Regions from separate parts of the Homo sapiens genome. Here region 2 is linked to region 1. A link is a loop called in an ENCODE intact Hi-C map of the cell type or tissue named here. Cell type or tissue: heart left ventricle. All regions are shown on one strand.

Region 1 (5,000 bases):
AAAAGATTTATGGAGGAGACAATTTAATTTAATAGAAGGATAAGTAGCAGTTTGTAGGTAAACTAGGGCCAGAAGTACAAATGTGGCCATGCATAAGAAAGATTGCAAGTTTAGGAAGATCAAGTATAGCAAATAAATAAATGAATGAACACACAAATGAGTAAATGAATGAGTGTGTGTGAGTGTGTGTGTGTATGTGACAGAGGGAGAAAGAGACAGCACAGAAGTGCGGGTCTTACCGAGCCCTGTATGCCATGTTCCTAAGGAACTTGCACGTTTTCCTTCTGGCAGCAGGGAAACACTGAGGGGGAAAACATGGGACATGATCGCTTTCACTTATCTGAAATCCACATTCTCATTTGAATAAGGACAGACCACAAGTTAGAAGAGGACTGTGAATCTGTGGGCAGGGGGACCAGTTCGGAGACTCCTGAAATAACGGGGATGAGAATCAGGGATATGGATCAGCATTATCAAGTTTCAGATAGTTCTGAAATGAGAGTCTTTCACTATTAATGGCAAGAAATATTTCCAATTATAATTGGCAATGGTCTGCAGAAACAAATGAGAGCAAACCAGAACCTTATTCAGAGAGGGATTCCCTTCCTAAATGGATTTTTGAACTGTTTCATTTTTTTTTGTTACTATTGGCCTGCACAGGCCTGCCTAGGTGTTACTTTCATTCTTGCACTGAAATGGTCACATTAACACAAACTCAGGCAGACACTAAACTTTCAGAATGTCTTTAGTTTGAGAGTTTAAACATAAGGAACCATTAGGTTTTGCAGTGGCTGCCATACCAAAACGTAAATCATGCCAAAATTGTTTGAAATCCTGTCTTTAGAAGGTTGTGTGTTTTGACAAACCTTGCAGCAAATTTGGTCCAGCTTTCGGATTTGTAATGAAACCTGAAACCAAGCATTCTCGCCTGCCTTGGGGTCTCCTAGCGCAAGTTCCAAGCAGCCTTAGTGTAATACCTACCCTAATCTCATCCTGGGAAGCGACATTAGTGTGTTAGGCTGCGCTGCTGGAAGTTTGGGGTGGACTCAGCAAATATTTCATGCAATTATGAAGAAGGACTGATCAAGACAGCAATACACTTTTCTGTGTCTGAGTATTTTTAAGAGTGTAAATTGCAGAATTAGCAATACTCTATCCCCTGTTGGCTAGTGACTTGGAGATACCCAAGCCATGATTGGGGCAGAAAGTTAATTAATCTGCTTATTAAAAAGAAGAAATGTCTCATTTGCATGCATTTGCATTCAGGTCTTGAATTCATTATGCTTTTTGGTGGTCCTTTGCTTTATTTCCTTAATACCACTGACCTACCTAGGTGTTAGCTCAATACATTTAAATTTTGTGTGGCTGGGCTTTGTTTAAGTGTCGTATCTCTGGTTATAGTGGGTTCTAGCAGAATTTGATTATTTTATAGATTGTTTAATTCTCTATAGAGATTTTCCCCTTCCATGGGCTGTTGGGATTTCTTATGGTTATCATATACCACAGTTGGGAAAATATTTGTTTACTTGACCAATCTTGGAAAATACAGACTTTGTCTCCATAAGAGTTGGACATGTTATCTGGGGATGATCCATTCAATTATTTGCAATTTCCTTCTCAACCAAATTTTCCGTGGTCATTTTTGTGGCAGTTTTCTCCTTCTTTGCTTTTCCTGTCTTATTGGGAGGTCTGTTTGGGTTTTTTGTTTGTTTGTTTGTTTGTTTTTCCTTCCTGGGAAAAAAGACCATTGCTCTCCTTAAGTGTATTTTATACCTTCCACATTCAGAACGACTGTTTTTACCTGAAAATGCCCAGGCACCTTAAGGGCCTGAATGAAGTCTTTGGAGAAGAGGGAGGTGGCTGGGAAGAGGGGTGAGTGGGGAGAGATGGGAGTGAGATGGAGTGGAGGGCAAAGAATATAACAGCCCTTGGAACAACAGCAAGTAAAGCAAAACTACATAGGGAGATTAGTGCTGAAATAAATCTCTGCATGTGAGTGAATCACCGGTCCCAATTCGGGGCACCACAGTGCCCGTGTTTCTGTATTTTGTAGTAATCAACATTTCTGATACATTACAACAGTGTGGTTGTCAGGGGTGAGCGGCTCATGTAGCGGTTAGACCACCTCTATGCTAACAAGCTTAGCAATCAGGTTGTGAAGGGTCCTGGCTGGAGGAAAAAAATTAAAACCAAACCTTAGACCTCTTGTCAGACTGTGAGGAGAATTATATTTGTGAACTAGTCTACAATGTGGACAGGAAATGACCTCTCCACAAACTGCTTCTTTAAAAACAAGCAGTGGTGCCTAAAGCTATCCAGCTCCTCTCTCTCTCTCTCTCTCTCTCTCTCTCTCTCTCTCTCTCTCTCTCTCTCTCTCTCTCTCTCTCCCCCTCCCTCCCTCCCTCCTCCCTCCCTCCCTCCCTCCCTTCTTCCCTCCCTTCCTCCATACCAACCTCCCTCCCTCTCTGGAGCTCCTGCTCTCTCCCTCTCCCTCCTCTCCCGTGCTCCCTCCCTCCCTCCCTCTTTCCCTCCCTCCTCTCCTCTCCCTCTCCTCTCCTGCTATAGAGGGCTCCGACAGCAGTTCCCAGCCAGCGTGTTCAGCCTGCCTGCCTGCCTGCCTCTGTGTGTGTGTGAGCGTGTGTGCGTGCGTCTACTTTGTACTGGGAAGAACACAGCCCATGTGCTCTGCATGGACGTTACTGATACTCTGTTTAGCTTGATTTTCGAAAAGCAGGCAAGATGTCCAGCACACCACATGACCCCTTCTATTCTTCTCCTTTCGGCCCATTTTATAGGAGGCATACACCATACATGGTACAGCCAGAGTACCGAATCTATGAGATGAACAAGAGACTGCAGTCTCGCACAGAGGTAAGTACTTCAACCTTGGGGATGTGTTTGTGTATTTTTGTTAAGCTATGCATGAGCTTTTCCTAGGGTTTCTGGCTGAATTCTATGGGAAGTGTCCCACTTGATACTACCACGTACGTGGAAATGAGCGCCAGGATGAATCCACGAGTTTGGACGCTGGGTTTCCAGGCACAGCAACTCTTGTAGCAGAGGACAGTTTCTGCCGGAATCTTGAGACAACCCAGCACTTGATTCACATGCCGGGTTTCCAGAAATGTTGCTCTTCCAGAACTCTGGTGTTTTACAGGCTCTGAGTCAGTCCTGTTGGTGTTTCTTGAGATATAATTCCAAGGAATTTTGTGATTGTTTGCATCTGGCTATATATATATATACATATGTGTATATATATATATATATATATATATATACATATGTGTATATATATATATATATATATATATATATATATATATATATATTTTCTTTTTTACAAATCCTAGAGGAAGTCTGCTTTGACCTGTATTTACTTTTCAGAGTCACCAAAATCGAGGTAAAAAGGGGCAGAAGAGTAAACCTGCCTACTTCTCAGAACTAGCCCTGGAGGGACACATGTTTGTATATTTCAGTGTTAAAATCAGAAACCAGTTGCTTGGGGCAAGGGGACTCTAGACTTTCTCCTATTGCTGTCGGCCGTGCCCCCCTATCACTCTACCTTAGGACAGGAGCTGGTTCAGCTTTCAAGTCAGCTCTAGTTTTTGCATATTTGAGATCTTGTGCCTGAGAGAGGGAGACTCAGCCTCCTAGGCAGCCAGCAACTCTGGGAGCAGAGAGAACAGGACTTTCAGAACTTTTTAAATGCAAAACTCCAGACTCGCCTCCTGCAATTTAAATATTTTATGTCAGTTGACTTTTTCTCTGTGCTAGCTCAGCTGGCAGGTCTTGCTGCTGGATTGTCCATCTGCCTGTAAGTTGGGGCTTTGTGTGGAAGTGTTCGGAAAAGGAGTTTGTTATAGGTGCACCAAAGTCACTTTAGGAAGTGGAAATTGCTAGGAATTTAGTCTTCTCTGCAGAGTATAAATACCACAAGATTTATGCCAAAGAGCTTTTAGGGAATAGCTCTGGTGGAATTTTAGATTGAAGATTGACTTTTAACTCTAGGAAGGGACTCCATTAAGTTTGTGCTATGGGATAAAACACAGTTGGCTTGAATTGTCAACAGAGCCATAGAGAATTCATGACGTTTCGTGTATTTAATACAGCTAACAAGATGTGACCTGCTTTCTGATTGGCTAACTGCTGGACAAGGACTTATATGTATTTTAAAAGCTGGGTTGTCTTTAATGACTGCTGTTTTCTTTATATGTTAATACACCATAGACGCTAAATATGACTGCTGGTACTCTTGCTCTTTCTAGAAGCCAGTAGCTTCTATAGAAGTGCAAACTATGTTTTGCTTAGGATAGTGAACTGTTGGCAGTGACTGATATTTGTGCTTGCTGTTTTGTGTATGTTGCTTTGTGTGTGTAACAGTTTGTATATTTCCTTCAGATCTTTGCAACTGTGTGTTGGAATCTTAAATCTCTGCATAAACCATTGGTTGACACAGGCTGCTTTCATAATTAGGAGGATAGAAAATGTCTTATAGTTCAGGCACACATTAATTGCAATACAAATTTGGAAAAAATAGTCTTTTAAAAGTATGATTAGTTATAAAAAAAGAGGCCAGGGACCATTATGGCTCAATTCTTGAACAGCAACAATATTTAAAAATGACCTGTCCACCTTACATTTTAGAAAGTTTTTGAGGAATTGCAGAGATTCTTCTCCATCCTCCTGCAGTTAGGAACACAGGCAGCTTTCTCTGATATCTGCCTGCCCTCCTGCCCATTACTGAGCACTTGGCCAGGTCTGAGCTAGGAGACTTATCTGCAAGATTTCCCTACTCTTGCCCTCATTAAAAAAAACTGCAGGATTCAATATGGTCCCAGGTTTGTTTCCCATTTGAGACAAGACATTTGAAAAGACCTCCTTTCGCAGTATGCTTTGCAAAGATGGTACATTATTTTTTGTGAGAGCTAAACTCAGGAATTCCTAACTTTTGGATTATGGGGTATTACTTTTAAAGATTTAGCTCTGAGTAGAAAAAGACT
Region 2 (5,000 bases), 71 kb after region 1:
TCTTGCTCTGTCACCAGGCTGAAGTGCAGTGGTGAGATCTCGATCTCAGCCCATTGCAACCTCCACCTCCCAGGTTCAAGGGATTCTGCTGCCTCAGCCTCCCGAGTAGCTGAGATTACAGGCACACGGCACCACGCCCAGCTAATTTTTGCATTTTTAGTAGAGACAGGGTTTCACCATGTCGGCCAGGATGGTCTCAATCTCTTGACCTCGTGATCTGCTTGCCTTGGCCTCCCAAAGTGCTGGGATTACAGGCGTGAGCCACCGCACCCGGCCTGTGTGTGTTTTTCGAGTGAGAGGATACACAGCCTTCATCTAGTTCTCCTAGGCATCTGCCACTCCAAAAAAATGATGAGAAGTACTGGTCATAAAAAATTCCTAAGTCATTTATTTAGCACAGAACATACAGACTAAGTGACATCACCTCCTTTTACTTATGAAAACAACCCCATGAGTTAGTATATTACTACGGTAATTTCATAGATGTGAAATCTGAGGTCAGGGAGATTCAATTACTTTTATATAACACACACAGGATTTAACCAGGGGAATCATGCTTCAAACCCAGATCTATTATACTCTTAAAAATGTGCCCTCTTTTTATATTAATATATATTTTATCAAAGCAGCATATAGACACACGGTTTTAAAAAATAAATTGTGTTTTCAAATAAAAGTTTTCTTCTGCTTTCTGCATTGTCTCTTTCTTTTGTTCGTTATTTTCTCCCTGTTTATTTGTGTCAGTTTCTCTGTTTTGTATTGGGAACTTTGCCTAATTCTGGGGATTCCTGGTGGTCCCCTTAAACATATGGTGCTAACAGCTACTTACAAGCTCTGAGTGTGATGAAGCTTTTGCTTAGTGGTTCTCACCACCGATTGACTGGGTAGCCAGTGAGCATGTTCACTGGAATCACCCCTGTGACAGTTCCTAGAGTTCTTTTTTCCTGGATCCTTTTCATTTCTCCAGAGAAGAACTTACTAACACTCTGCTTAGCATGAGTAAGGAAGCAATGAGGAGTTCCAGTGAGGGAGGAGGGGAGTGGGTAGGGCATGTAAGTGCTCTCACCTGAGAATGTAAGTGTTCTTAGCAGAACCCCAATTACCAATCCCGTGCTTCACCCATCTTCTTCAGCCACGCATTCAAGTTCTGAGCCTTTTGGGGGTTCTGTAGTATACACTGGCTCACTTTTCTTTGGTATTCTTTGCTGCAGGGTGCCGTGTTGCAGGTGTCTCCACTTTTAATAAAGATAGGAGTATTTCTCTATTCAATTACCATCTTCCAAGAATTCATTGAATGATCTCACTCATCTTACCTCTTCCATTCCCTTTGGCTCCTTAAGTCACACTTTTTCTGTTACTTCTCTATCATTTCAGATAGGATTTTTTTAAGTGCACGTGGTCTTGCTGTAATTCTAAAATGGAAGTTTCTAGGCTTGCTCTTTCCTTTATCACTATACTATCTCCCAATATCTATCACATGATAGGTGTCCAAACTCTGAGAGAGATACAACAAAAACTTACAGGGGATTCTGCTGTTAAATATTTTGTAATCTAGCACTGATGAAACTGTGCTCATGGACTGTGTACCTCCAACACAGACACACAATCACACATCCAAGAGGAGGGGTTACAGATTATGGGCTAAAAGGAGGTAACTCTCCTAACTAGAGGTATCCAGAAAAGCACACTGGAGGAGGTGGAAGGAAATGTATTTAAGACTAGGGAAACAGCGTAAGCAAAATCCTAAAGGCAGAGAAGTGTAGGGGCCAGAGAAAAAACAGAGTCCATCCGCTTGACTTGAGTAAAGGAATGCAGGAATGTATTGATACATGAATCTGGCTGGGCACCAGGTGGAGGCGAGCCTTGAAAGTTTGATTAGAAGTTTGAGTATTATTTTATCCTAAGACGATGGTTTGCCACTTACATCCTGCTAACAGATGGCATAAAGAGCGTCTGTAAGAACTGAGGTGGAGCTTCTAGAACGAGAGGATTGGAGAGCGAGGAGAGCAGATGGAAGCATCCTGGGGAAAGGGAGGAAATGCAGCTTTGGGACTGGAAGGGAAGGAAATGGTTTGGTGGAAGTGGGAGGTGGAATGAGAGAAAGATTCCAGAAAGAGACAGGAAGTACAAAAGTGGCAACAACCAAGAGTCAAAGAGGAGAAAACCAGCTGCTCCTTTCTGCCTGATGGCCGTTAGGAGATAAGAGGATACGAAATCCTGAAAGGGTCGGGAGGTCTGGCCCAACCAGTGTGTCATCTGGCCAGGGCCCAGGTACTGGCCACTCTGAGGCTTTTCCGTGAATCTTTGTGATCCTCCTTGTTTCTTTTCAACCCTCCAGTTGTCAAAGCATAGACATATGTGCAAAATTTTGAAATAAGAAAAGCAAGATCATGTTGATCTTGCAGTTCTGGCAAAATGTGAATATTGAACTGCGTGTAGACAAGAGAATTTTCTTGATCTATTCACATTCCACATTACACACACACGTATGTATATTTCTGTTTTTCCAAAATAAGGCCTTTTTGACACTAATTTGCCTAGCAAATCTTATGAACTAAATTGAAAGCCTTGCAAAGCCTATTGCCAAGCATCTCAGAATTGTAGTCTTTGCTTAACCAGTTATCCTTGTTCTCATCCTGTTTTGTTTTGGTTTGGTTTTTTAGCTTTTCCAAGTATGGTAGGAAAATTCTGAATACGTTTAAGAGCAAAAAAAGAGTAGCATCTTTTCAGATGCATCTTAGCACTTATTTCTTTCATCTTGCATAGCTCTACACTCCTTTTTAAAATCTCAACCTGTATCCAGCCCTTCTGAATTGCCTCTTATTCTGACACTGTCCTCCTGCTGTCTCTGCAATGCTGCCCCGAGTGGAGCTGCCTTCTCTGCTGATGAGAGAGACGGGTAGTGCCTTCAAGGAGATATCCATGAAGCGCAACTTGTGATCTGGATTCTTGTTTCTTGGTGATGGGGTTGTTTTTGTATTTTACCAGCACTCCTTTAAGTGTGGCAGGATGTAATGATGAATAGCAAATAAGAATTTTCTGTGCAACTGGTTTGCACTTTCTTCAGACTTCAGGTTCTCACGAGGGAATCTTCCTTTACGTTCCTGTCTCTGAATCATGATTATGATTGAGCTTCTACACCAATCAAGCCTAGTTTAGTATTTAATCAATCTCAAATTACCCGCCGAGTTGTTGCAGTTCAAATGTCAGTCTTGATGCCTCACTAAGCTCCTTCCATTTGCATTTAATATACCTTTTCAATTCTTTTTCTCCTTTATTTTCCTTTTTTTTTTGTTCTGCCCTTTCCCAAATGTTTAAGCTTGTTGAAAAGAGCAGATTTTCTCAAGCATTTGCAGTCAAATGAATAAGCTAATAAATCATAAATGGGCTTAGAAAGAGGATTTTCCCTTTTCACGGTGTACATTAGAGCTAAGGTTTAGCAGTTGTTGGAAACGCTTGTTGAAGAACTCTGTCTATCTTATAAAACCTTTTGCGGGAGGAGCCTGGCTCACCAGAGTGAGGCAGAAAGAATTTCAATGCACTAGAAAGACAATGTCTTTTGCATAACAATTTAATCCATCCATTCATTTACTGGTGAATATTCATATTCTGGAGGTAGAAATTTCAGGATTTACACATTGGTGGAAATAGGAAATGTAGATGAGCCCCAGGTAAGGTAATATTTATGTTTTTGTTTTAAATGGCCAGAATCTCTTCAACTGAATTTCATTTTTGTCCTTTTGCTTTTGTTTACACTGAAATAAATATGACTTGGAAGGTTATAGATGCTGAACTATTGGGACTAGAAGTTCTCTGAAGACTTTCATTCTGTGACAATTATGTGATTTAAAATCAACCTGTCCAATTATGATTCGAATATTGTTTTAGTCTCAGTGTTATAGCTATCTCATCTATCTAATCTATCTATCTCTGGATCTATGTATCTATCTATATCTATCATCTTTATCTCCTATCTACATATTAGATAGATTAATATTTCTCTATCTAGTCTATAATCCATTAGTAGATTAGATAGATATATATAACATTAGGGCTAAACTAAATCAATATTAGTGATATTAATTTATACATAAATAATAGAATATATAATGATAATATATAATGAATATACATGACGTATTATACATACATAGGCACATATATATAAAATTAGTTTCATAGGTGATTTATAAATAAACTATATTTTGGTGCTTTAATTGTATTAAGGCTTCCTAGAGAAAATGAAAATTGCTGTTTATTAACCATTATGGGAAAGAATTTGCCTGTGTATTGTATCTCATATATCATTTAATTCCTATGTTCAGTAACAACCTCATGAAGCAGAGAGTGAAGCCCATTGCCCAGAATTCCCAGGCCGTGCTCTGGATGTTTTTCTGTTTCACTAGAGAGGCCAAATGATGTCATTTCATGAAGTCCCACCTATTGACTGGTTTGGCTATTGGAAACATTGTAAACCTGGGCTCAGTTTAAAAAAAAAAGAGTGGCCTCACTTACATGCAATGATTGTGGTTCCCTCCATCTCCCTATATGAATAGAATTAGAGTCTAGAATTAGAAGAAAAGGAGCACTTTTCTTCTTTACCCGCATTATGTGGCCTTGCAAAGACCCACATGAATTACAGACTGGATGTGGCCAATAGATATTCAAGGTACCCTGCTTGCCTTGGGGATTCAATGCACTCAGAAAGGTTAGGGTCTTCAAGTATTCCTCATTCTCTGGGTCATTAACCTGGAAAACCCTAGCTTCTGTCTTAGAATTGCCATTTTGGCTATAATTTGTTATTTCTGGTTAATCTCTTCACTCAGTAAATGGCCTATAGATTTAGACACACTGAGGATTCATATTAGGAATAATTGGAGCTGTTTATTCCAAGTTGTTAACAGGTCTCATTATACTATGAAACAGGTCGCTTCCTTTTGCCTGTGGTGTCCTTCCCACATTATATCTGCTAGGTGAGCTACTCATCATTCAGGGTCTCT

The links. A loop is a pair of places that touch in the nucleus more often than their neighbours do. Peaks named below come from ENCODE experiments on the same cell type or tissue, not always from the same donor. Only the 100,000 strongest peaks of a DNase experiment are listed, where the experiment ranks them.
Region 2: it touches region 1 in a loop (2.8-fold over the local background); 4 of 110 quality-filtered maps call a loop at or near these places.

The regions. Positions count from the first base shown.
Region 1 is chr4:16,896,225-16,901,224 of GRCh38, reverse strand. LDB2 (LIM domain binding 2) reads left to right here and starts at 2,580. Exons shown (of 8, transcript NM_001290.5): 1 at 2,580-2,871. The coding sequence starts at 2,740. In heart left ventricle, no CTCF peak of the experiment used is centred here; a DNase peak (open chromatin) is centred at 2,604; H3K4me3 peaks cover 2,954 bases; H3K27ac peaks cover 3,169 bases.
Region 2 is chr4:16,825,101-16,830,100 of GRCh38, reverse strand. The region is part of intron 1 of LDB2 (LIM domain binding 2); the gene reads left to right. Among named protein-coding and RNA genes, the nearest start is that of LDB2, 71 kb to the left of the region's middle. In heart left ventricle, no CTCF peak of the experiment used is centred here; no DNase peak of the experiment used is centred here; H3K27ac peaks cover 2,661 bases.